Regions from separate parts of the Homo sapiens genome. Here region 2 is linked to region 1. The links are chromatin contacts, found by Hi-C or POLR2A ChIA-PET in ENCODE. All regions are on one chromosome and are shown on one strand. The core of a region is the stretch at or near the end of the contact, and the rest is flanking DNA. Distances in the headings are between cores, read along the strand shown.

Region 1 (5,431 bases), core at 1,034-3,533:
AAAAAAAAAAGATCATATATACGTAGAATATGCTCCATGTAAATCATAAAAAAAGGATTCTTCTCTTTGATTTTAAATGTGCCTTTTCATTCTACCCAGCAGAATTTTGCTTACCTACATACACTAAGTTTCTGTTGTGGTCACTTGGTTAAAGTGAAATTAAAACAAAACAAATCCTTCATACTTATGGTGCCAAGATCTGTTCCAGTCACTATTTTATGGGAAGATATTAAACATGCCTGTGCGTTTATGCCACAAACTAAAATCAATTGACCAAGTTACTGATGCCTGTAAGTCAAAAGCGTTTCAATAAACTTTAGGTCTGTGCAAAGCCTCAGCTGATGGGTGTGTTAGGGATAAGCAGGTCTATAAAGCCATTCAAGAAAAACAACTCTATCAAAGCCCCAGATCCTGCACAGCTACACTTAGGGGAGACTGCTGCTTTTTAATGCATTGAGGTCTGTTAAAATAACTTTGTGCTATCTGTCCTATTTTCAACAGTTAATAACTATTTTAACATTCAAACATGGAATAGCCTCTCCAAGTTTGTAGTGATCATCACTAGTTACTACTACTCTTACAAAGCATCATGACTTGACAAAAACCATGATGGAGTCCAGAAAAAGTAAGGCCGTCAACCACCATGACTCAAGCTTGCTCTAACAGTGAAGCTTTCAGGGAACTCTCCCCTAGAATAGTGGGCCAACAGGAAATACTCTAATTGTAATATTTGACGTAATTTCTACTTTATGAAAGAAAAAATATTAGACACTAGACACAGACTATTAAAATTCATGCTCCTCACATTAGTTCTAAATAATAGTGTGTACTCAGAATAAAATATCCATGTAACGGTGATTGAGATGACTCTGGTTCCGTAGAAGTAACTGACCTAAGATCAGAACTTTTAAAATGAAACACCTTTTACCAATATCATTCAAAGATACACCTTGACGCCCACTTCCTCTCCTTCTCTAGTATCCCCAATGATAAAGTATCAAGATCTTGTCATTGTCCTTTCTCCGTGCAGGTCTGGAATACCAAAATTCAACACACTAAGTCAAATGCCAACATCTTGCAAGTCCCACATACAGGTGCATTCTCATACTACTTGTTGAGCCAATTCAGATCTTCCCAAACTACACTACAAAGATGCCATTACATGTGCAGTGAAGAGCTAGTCCAAGCCCTAATTGAATCCTTTATGAGTGAACATTAACGTCTTCTTCTGTCGTAATAAATTTCTGTTCACACTTGAATCCCAACAGAAAGCTGCCGGAAGCGACTGGCTGGGATTCCCATTTCAGTTTTCCTGTTGTGTGTAGGTGTAAGACCATCGTTATTACAGCGTTAAGAAATTTTAATTTTTCCGGCAACATGCAGCCGACCCGTTCCAAAGAATTCCCTGAACTCCGCGGCTGACAACTAACTCCCTTAACTCACTTCCAACCCCTACAGGCAGTCTGGAAAGATTAGTCACCTCCTCTAGCCAGGCGGTCCCGCTCCAACACCTCACTCTTACACCCTACACAGAGCAGATGAGCGTCTCGGCCACCTCCACAAACCAAATGCCAATCTGAGGTGTGTGTCACCCCTGAATTTCCCACATTCTGAAAGAGACCCTCCTCTTAGTGGAGCTTTCTGCCGTGGGGCTGAGGAGTAGCAGCTCCCAGCGTCCCGTGGAAGGAAACTCCCAGAGAAGAGCAAGCGCTCGCGCTCCCACCCGGAGCAGGCTGTGCTGATTACAACGGCGGGAAATGCCTGTCCAGAGCTGGTTTCGCCAAGGCCTTTCAAGTAGAGACTCTAGGACCAGTCCGTGACAAGCACGCCGGCCGGCACTGCTCCGGGTCCCAGACCAGCTCGTGCGGGCCAGAGCCGGGGACATGGCTAGGGAGGGATCCCCGGGGGCCCGGCTCGGCCCACTCTCCCACCCTACGCTGAGCCCCCCGTGAGTCAGCAGCCGGCGAGGGGACCCGGGGATTGCCTCAAGCCCTCCCACAAGAGTGAGACCTGGGAGGCTCTGGGGAGCTCCGAGCGGCCTGCGCCCCCGGCCCGGCCCCCCTCACACAGTGAGTCAGCAGCATCAGAGCCGGCTAGCCGGGCCCCTCTCCGCTGCCGCCGACCGACATAAGCCGAGCTGGGCCGGCGGGGCCGGGGAGGCGGCGCGGCGACCTTTACCGATGGAGTGGAGGATGTCGATGGAGGCCTCCCGGTCGGTGCTGAGTAGAGACTGGGCTCTCTGGAACTCCACCACCGCCGCCGCCGCCATCTTACCGCTCTCACACCGTCCCCGGCCGCGGCCGCCGACGCCGGAAACACACACCCGGAAAGCCCGCCCTCGGGTCCCTCCGCCTGTAGCTCCCGTGGCTCCGTTCCCAGAGCACTCCGGGAGTTGTAGTCTCTCCGCCGGGCGCGGGCTGAGGGGTGGGGAGAGCGGGACCGCCTCGCAGGTGGGCTGCAAGCTCCCCAGCGCCTCCTAGCGGGCGGCCGGCGAGGAAAAGAGGCGGTGCCCCGCAGTGGGAGCTCTAGATCGGTCCCCGCCCACCCCAAAAGAGGCTTCTTGATTCCGGCCCCGCTCGCGCACCCCTGAGAGGGGTTCCTGAGTACTGGGCTAGGTATTGAGTCAAAGCTGCGTGGCTTTCTTTGCGGCTTCCACGATTTAACCATTCATTCGGGACGATAAGTGACCTTATAAAGTGCTCGCTATGTGGCAAAGAATAGCACCATTCGAATGCGTTCCAGTGTCTGACGCCTGTGCGCCGCACACACGCTTTCCAGGCTTGACTCCCGCAGAACGCTGGCCGGCAGGTGGGCAAACCCGCCAGGACCGGAGAAAACTGTCCTCACGCGCCCATTTAACCTTGGGACAGTGCTGGACGTGATGAAGTGAAACATCACCTTTGCTCCATTCACGCCACAAATACCTCTTGGGAATCCACAGAAGCCTCACCCAGCTCCCCAGCTCAAAGAAAAAAAAAAAAAAAGGAAGGAAGGAAGGGAGGGAGGGAGGGACGGAGGAAGGAAAAAATTGAATTATTCTTCCCAATATCTTCAGCCCCTTCAACTAAAGTCACAGATATCAGTGAAGACGTCGTGTGGACGGAAAAATGACATTCTATGAGACCACTTAGGGTTAAACTTAAGAAAGGTGCTAAAAGGATACAAAGACAATTCAGTATTAAGGAAGACCTTTCTCTAGGTGATGACGATCCAAAAATGGAATGTGCTGTCCCATAAAAGGAGGCAAAAAGGGGACTAACATTGCACACCCTCCTCTGTAAGTGGATTAGGCCATTTATATTCCTCTATCTCCTTTTATTCTCCCAACAATGTTCTGTAAAGCAGATATTTACTCCCCTTTAATATGTGAGGAAACAGGGGTTTGAGTTATTTGGTGAAGCTCAAATCGTGATTGGGAGAGATAAGAGCTGCCGGTTAGGGAATGCCTTCCTAATTCCTGGGTGTGTTCACGTGAAAAGTAGTTGACATCTCATCAGGTTGTTGTAAACAGGATTCATGACTTTGATGGAGAGTTGGATTAAATGGCTTCTAGCAAGGCGCGGTGGCTCATGCCTGTAATCCCAGCACTTTGGGAGGGCGAGGTGGGCATATCGCTTGAGCCCAGGAGTTTGAGACTAGCCTGGGCAACATAGACCCCCGACTCTACTAAAAATACAAAAATTATCCGGGCATGGTGGCGCACGCCTGTAGTCTCAGCTACTTGGGAGGCTGAGGTGGGAGGCTTTAGAAGAAATCATAGGAGAGGATAGAGTGCTGGCCTCACTACAAAGAGGGAGTACCATAAAACAGTGGACCCCAACATTTTTGGCACCAGGGACCAGTTTTGTGGAAGACAATTTTTCCACGGATGTGAGGAGGGGGGATGGTTTTGGGATGAAACCGTTCCACCTCAGATCATCAGGCATTAGATTCTCATAAGGAGCAGGCAACCTAAATCCCTGGCATGCTCAGTTCACAATAGGGTTTGCCTCCTATGAGAATATAATGCTGCAGCTGATCTGACAGGGGGCGGAGCTCAGGCAGTAATGCTGGCTCCCCAGCCGCTCACCTCCTGCTGTGAGGCCTGATTCCTAACAGGCCACTGACCAGTAGTGGTCCTTGGCCCAGGGTTGGGGACCCCCACTGTAAAAGACTAGGAGTGTCTGCCAGATCTTTCTCCCAAGCTAGTGAGTCTTGCTGACTGTGGAAACTTATGAGCCCATCCCTGTGTGATCATCATGGTGAAAGTTTTGAGATGAACTAGACATGTCTCTTGAGGAGTTTGGCATGTGTGCACATTCATGAAGATGGGCACCCACTTCTAGCCTGCAGAATTCTGAATTAGGGAAGCTGGCTGGCACACTCTACAATAGGACAGGGAGAAAAGGCAACAATAGGGTAGCTTCCACTCCCTGTGTTTGACATGGCAAGGTTCTTATGAGCCAAGAGGATGCTGAAAAGGTAGATCATCCGGGACCTTCTTAAAGGAACCTATTCAGTAGGACCGTATGCTAGTGTAAGGAGACCCAGAAATAAGTTGATGGAAGTGTGGACTTCAGGAGGCAGTCACTGATGGGAGTCTTGAGATCCACAGGTAGATCCTCCAAAGAACACAAGAATACATAAATGCTCCCAACGAGAAAGAACCAGCACCTGGGTCTCTGCCTCTGACGTCATCAGTCATGTAAGAGAAGAGACCTTGACCTCTTTTAATTCCTCCTACTTCTCTGCTTTCACCAAAACCTCCTCCACCCTGGAGGAAACCCAGAAACAGCAGAGTGAGAGGGTGGAGAATGAAAAGAGTGAAACTGCAGACCAAACACAAATTTTCAACTGCCTGAGACTTAGAGACAGGGGAAAAGCTTTAAGTTAGATATGAAATTAAAGTTTTGCTTTAGGCTAGACTGGACTTTCAATCATTATAAATGGCATAAAAGAGATTTAGGGGCCAGGTGCAGTGGTTCATGCCTGTAATCTCAGCACTTTGGGAGGCTGAGGCGGGCGGATCACGAGGTCAGGAGTTTGAGACCAGCCTGGCCAACATGGCAAAACCCCGTCTCTACTGAAAGTACAAAAAAATTAGCCAGGCATGGTGGTGTGTGCCTGTAATCCCAGCTAGTCAGGAGGCTGAGGCAGGAGAATTTCTTGAACCCAGGAAGTGGAGGTTGCAGTGAGCCAAGATCACCCCACTGCACTCCAGCCTGGGTGACAGAGTGGGACTCTGTCTCAAAAAAAAGAGAGAGAGAGAGAGAGATTTATGAGATTTTCCCATGGCATCTCCAGGGCAAAGGAAGGAAAATCCAATATTTGCCTTCAACTAGGCTAGCCACTTAGTAGCTGATGACTTTAACATGTTTCTTAATTTCTCTGATCTTTGGTTTTCTCATCTACAAAACAGGGATAATAAAATCTAGCTCACCACCTGTAATTC
Region 2 (5,431 bases), core at 1,124-3,623, 320 kb after region 1:
TACTCGGGAGGCTGAGGCAGGAGAATCGCTTGAACCTGGGAGGCGGAAGTTGTGGTAAGGCAAGATCACGCCATTGCACTCCAGCCTGGCCAACAAGAGCGAAACTCTATCTCAAAAAAAAAAAAGAGGGGTGGGGAAGGCATGTAGGATGAGGGGCAGGTAAGTAGTGAGACAGGGAATGGTTATATTCTTGTGAGACTTTAGTTAGTGCCCAGTAGATCTGCATTTTACATAAGATAAGGTGAACTTCTGAAGGAAAAAAAGGGAGTAAAGGAAGAATTAATTGTGCAGGTGTCTCCGGGTAGGTGGAAGCATGATTAATCTCATCTTCGCTTTGTTCTGCACCTGGAAAGATAAGCTTGGAATCAACATTATCCGTGTAGAAAGGAACAACATTGGTTTCAGGAGCTACATTTAGATTGCAGACCTAAAGTTACAATCAACATGCCCTCATTTTACGGGTGGATATACATCTTGACATCTTGAAAGTTTTTGAGGCAGCAAAATATTTAAGTGTGACTGATTTGTGGGGCAAACATCTGGAGCTGCCTGAGGCCTTTTGCATCCTGTGGGGGTCTGGCTAATGCTTCATGCTTTCACACAAGCTTGTGAAGTAGCAGCTTTGCACTTGGCAAAAGCATGGCAGTGTTGTGTGGCACAACCTCCAGGCTTAACTTTCTCTTTGGCATAAGGAGTTTGGGGATCCTGAGATTCTTTTTATTTTCCTTTATAAGTTTTACTTTTTTAAAACCTAAGCTTAACATTACATATTTAAACAACTGTCAAAACTTACTAAGTTGCCAGCCAGCATTCACGCACAACTAGAAAACATGCTTAATTTATATTAAACCAGAAATATATTACCATTAATATCTTTCAGTACTAAATACTGGGGAAAAAAAGCAATTATTTCTGTAGAAGATTCATCCTGAACAATGTTAACTTATCAGCAGGCTGACACCACTTGCATCACATTTCAAGAAAAATTGAAAATCAGATACATTGGTAGTGTACAATCTTGTACACTACCGAAGAATCATAGCTGGATGGGTGCAGTGGCTTCCACCTGTATTCCCAGCACTTTGGGAGGCTGAGGCGGGAGGCTTCCGTGATAGTTAAACTCTGCCTGTTGAAAAAAAACAAACCGGGGATGGTGGCAAAGTCACGCCTGTAATCCCAACACTGTGAGAGGCCGATGCAGAAGGACTGATTGAGTCCAGGAGCTTGAGACCAGCCTGGGCAACATGGAGAAACCCTGTCTCTACAAAAAATACAAAAATTAGCTAGGCATGCTGGTGCATGCCTGTAGTCCCAGCTACTCGGGAGGCCTAGGTGGGTGGGAAGATTGCTTGAGCCTGGGAGGTTGAGGCTGCAGTGAGCCAAGATGGAGCCATAGCCTGGGTGACAAAGCGACACCCTGTCTCAAATAAATAAATAAATAAATGAGTCACAGCTTACTTTGGATTATGTTTAATTAAGAAAAGCAAAGTGCATACAGAGATTTATAACTTTAAAAACAAAAAAAAAAAGTCTTTTTATATGATCCAAAGAATAAACTCAAAAGTCCATGACAAATAGAAGTTCTAAACAATTGTTTACAAATACTTTAGGTATAATTACAGTAAAAGTCAAGTTCATTTGAAATCACCAAAAAAAAAGTTTCAGGTTGGACACGGTGGCTCACCACCTGTAATCCCAGTATTTAGGGATTTTCTTACAATAAAAGGCATACAGGTTGATTATTTTAGGCATACAGGTTGATTATTTTAGGCATACAGGTTGATTATTAAATGACATGATTGCCCATATATAAAATTTTAAGGAATCTAAAAACAAAAAACAGCTTCCAAAACTAGTGAGTTTAGAAGCACAGAGGATGCAACATAAATATATGAAAATCGATTGTATTTCTATATAGTAACAAAAAACAAGTAGACACTAAAATTAAAACTACTATGTTGTTTATAATCATTCGAAAAGGTAAATACTTAGCTATAAATCTCACAAAACATGGACAGAACTCATAAGCTGAAACCTACACAGTGCTGAGGAAAACAGTCCCTGGATCATCCTGCAGCCTGGAGGGCACCGCCTCGGCGGCCCGGCTGACTCTCACGGCCCTGGGACTTTCAGGGTGGAGCGTGAACAGGCTTCCGGGAAACATCTTCCATCAGCCAAACCGTCCCGCTGCCTTATTGAAGAAGTCCATCTTCCAGTTTTTCTGCTCATATCTCTGAATCTCTCCTTGGCAAAGGCTCACGTGGGCTCCGGCACGGGCGTCATGCGGAGGACAAGGAAGGGGAGCCGCGCGTCTGGGGGTGACTCCCGGAGCCCCGCCTGCACCCAGGCCCGCCCTTCCTGCGCAGTGGCCCTGCCTGAGGCTGCTTTCCACCAGCGGGAATCGAAACTGATCTAGATGAGAACACATATGTGGAGGGAGGAGACTTGGCTAGAAAGGAGAAAGAGCAAGAACACCTTTATGAGGCAGAGAAGGGACAGTGACGAGGATTAGGGTTCAGGGCTGCAGGCTGCCCCCCTGCTGGTCCCCCAGCTCAGGCCCCTCCCCACCCCTCCCTCTAGCCGAACTCTCATCAGCAGGACCAGGCAGCACAGGGCTTGGCCCAAAAAGAACAAATTGAAGTTATTCAGAGAGCTGAGGAAACCCCTCTTATAGGCATCAACTGGTTTCCAGGAAAAGAGAGATGTTAATAGCTGACCCCACCACTGCAATGACTCTTTTGAGCCCTAAAGCAAATAGAAAAATCACTGGGGTAGGGAAGAAACATTTCGCATAGTGGTGCTCAGACTTTGGTAAGACAAGAATCTTCCAAGATTTGGGTGCTTGGGGGTAGGGCTAGAAATGTGCATTCTCTTTTTTTTTTTTTTGAGATAGGGTCTCGGTCTGTTGCCCAGGCTGGAGTGCAGTGGCTCAATCATGGCTCACTGTAGCCTCGACCTCCCGGGCTCAAGTGATCCTCCCACCTCGGCCTCCCAAGTAGCTGGGACCAGCGACATGCACCACCACGCCCCGCTAATTTTTTACTTTTTTGTAGATGCAGAGTCTTGCTATGTTGCTCAGGCTGGTCTTAAACTCCTGGGATCAAGTGATCCTCCTACCTTGGCCTCTCAAAGTGCTGGGATTATAAGTGTGAGCCACCATGCCCAGCTGAAAGCTGCATTTTCAGCAAGCCTCTCACACAGACCTTGGTTTTGTGGGCCCTAAAGATTACAAATATAGGGGGCATCTTTAAGAAAAATAATTTCTTTTTTTTTTTTTGTCTTTGAAACAGACTCTGGCTCTGTCACCCAGGCTGGAGAGCAGTGGCATGATCTCTGCTTACTGCAGCCTCCACCTCCAGGACTCCCACCTCAGCCTCCCAAATAGCTGGTACTACAGGTGCACACCACCACGCCCAACTAATTGTTACATTTTTTGTAGAGACAGGGTTTCCTCATGTTGTCCAGGCTGGCCTTGAACTCCAGGGCTCAAACGATCCTACCACTTTGGCCTGCCAAAGGCTCGGATTACAGGCATGAGCCACCGTGCCTGGCCAAAAAATAATATCTTACTTTACAAAACTAGATGAGCATCTGTGTGCATTGCTAGTGGGGCCCCACACAAGGGAAGGACCCTGCGGCACAAGCCTCGTAGCCCTTCCCATGAGTCCACTTCTGAGCCAAGAGGATTTTGATGCAGGAAGAAAGAGCTTCCTTGAAGAAACACAGACCAGTGCTTTAGTCACAGCATTACTGAGCACCTGCTGGGTGCCAGGCCCTGAGCTTGACTGTGGGGACCACAAACCAAGAGGGCACTGACCTTTCCCACCATGTATCATTAGAGTTGGTGGTTATGAAAATTATTAAATGCACTAACACGCTATGAAGGAAATGTAGTCAGTGTTCTGGGGGGAGAAAAGGGGGCCGGCAGCTAAGTGAAACCAGGCAAGTTACTTTAAATCTCCAAGCCTCAGTTTCCTCATCTGTAAAATGGAGCTCATCACAGAACCTATTTCATAAGGTTGTTGTGAGGATTAAAAGAGCTAATGCCTGTGAGGTACTTAAGTCCGTGCCCGGCACAGAGTGAGCACTCTAAGTTATATCTGTGTTTTTGCATATCGGACCTGTGATTGGTGAGACCAGGGTGGACTTCAGGGAGGGGGTGGGCCTTTGGTTTAGGACAGATGGTGCATTCCAGGGACTGCAGGGAGAAGGAGTAGAAGAGCACGCTCCTCTCTGTGTGTGCACTTGTGTGTGCATGTGTGTGTGTTTGTGCACGTGTGTCCTCAGGGAGAGATGAGCAGCTCCTTGTGACTGAAGAGCAGACATCAAGAAGGAGGCACTTAGACACCAGGTGCTGCAGAAGCAGCAGGGTCCCAGTCTGGAGGCCTCGTATTCCAGGCCAAGGAGATTAGACACTGGGTGCTGGAGAAGCAGCAGGGGCCTGGTTTGGAGAAGTGGGCAGGGGACTGATCTGGAGGCCCTTGTGTTCCAGCAAAGGAGCTCAGACTTTCTCCTGAGCAGTGCGAAGCATCACTGAAGGACTGTAAGCAGAGGAGTAAGAAAGCAGGTTTTGTGTGTCATAAAAATACTCGAGTGGTAAAGAGGCGGAGGGATTGGAGGAGGTAAGACAAACCGCAGGAGGCTGTCTGGGAGGCAGTACAGACATCCAGCTGAGACTCGCACTCAGCTCAGAGCCTGGGCAATGGCAGTGGGACAGAGACAGGCCAAGTAACTGGCCATTTGTGTTATGAAAAGTGCTGTTTCACAGCTTCCTATTACTCACAGTAAAGAACTGCAGCAGGGCTGGATAAGGCCATGGTACAATATTAACTTCACAGAGATAGCAGGTCATCTGATATGAAACCACTCCCTGGCAGACGCCTGGTCTGTCTGGCAACCATGTTGGCACCGTAATCCCATTTCATTTTTTTTTTCTTTTAAGACAAAAGTTTCCCTCTTGTTGCCCAGGCTGGAGTGCAATGGCCCAGTCTCAGCTCACTGCAACCTCCTCCTCCTGGGTTCAAGCGATTCTTCTGCCTCAGCCTCCCACGTAGCTGGGATTACAGGAGACTGCTACCACACCTGGCTAATTTTTGTGTTTTTAGTAGAGGCGAGGTTTCACCATGTTGGTCAGGCTGGTCTTGAACTCCTGTCCTCAGGCAATCCACCGGCCTCGGGCTCCCAAAGTGCTGGGATTACAGGTGTAAGCCACTGCGCCCGGCCCATGATCCCATTTCTGAGCACATACAATCAATTCTCATAGTGTGGTCCCCTCTGCCCATTTCTCTGTGGGCAAGAGGTTCTGAAATACCCAATATAAAACACTGTGATGGGGCCAGGCACAGTGGCTCATGCCTGTAAATCCCAGCGCTTTGGGAAGCCGAGGTGGGCGGATCAGTTGAGCTCAGGAGTTTGAGACTAGCCTGGACAA

What was found. Hi-C counts contacts between places; a loop is a spot of excess contacts on that map. ChIA-PET counts read pairs that join two places held with the same protein, here RNA polymerase II (POLR2A). Pooled maps may share reads with other maps.
Region 2: a pooled map shows a loop between it and region 1 (6-fold over the local background). The contact joins the enhancer-like site here to the promoter of PSMD11 in region 1. A Hi-C loop is called at or near these places in 6 of 50 pooled maps. POLR2A ChIA-PET finds 5 or more read pairs at or near these places in 2 of 52 experiments (CD4-positive, alpha-beta T cell and PC-9).

Annotation. Positions count from the first base shown.
Region 1 is chr17:32,441,362-32,446,792 of GRCh38, reverse strand. It overlaps PSMD11 (proteasome 26S subunit, non-ATPase 11), which reads right to left and starts at 2,283. Exons shown (of 14, transcript NM_002815.4): 1 at 2,179-2,283. The coding sequence starts at 2,269. RefSeq lists enhancers at 2,194-2,273, 1,887-2,502 and a silencer at 2,394-2,563.
Region 2 is chr17:32,124,478-32,129,908 of GRCh38, reverse strand. No RefSeq gene overlaps it. Among named protein-coding and RNA genes, the nearest start is that of RHOT1, 15 kb to the left of the region's middle. RefSeq lists enhancers at 2,177-2,236, 2,297-2,516. Within about 2 kb of position 2,373, at least 38 of the 41 ENCODE cell types and tissues checked have a DNase peak (open chromatin) inside an H3K27ac peak, as active enhancers do; they include CD4-positive, alpha-beta T cell and PC-9, where a contact is called at or near this core.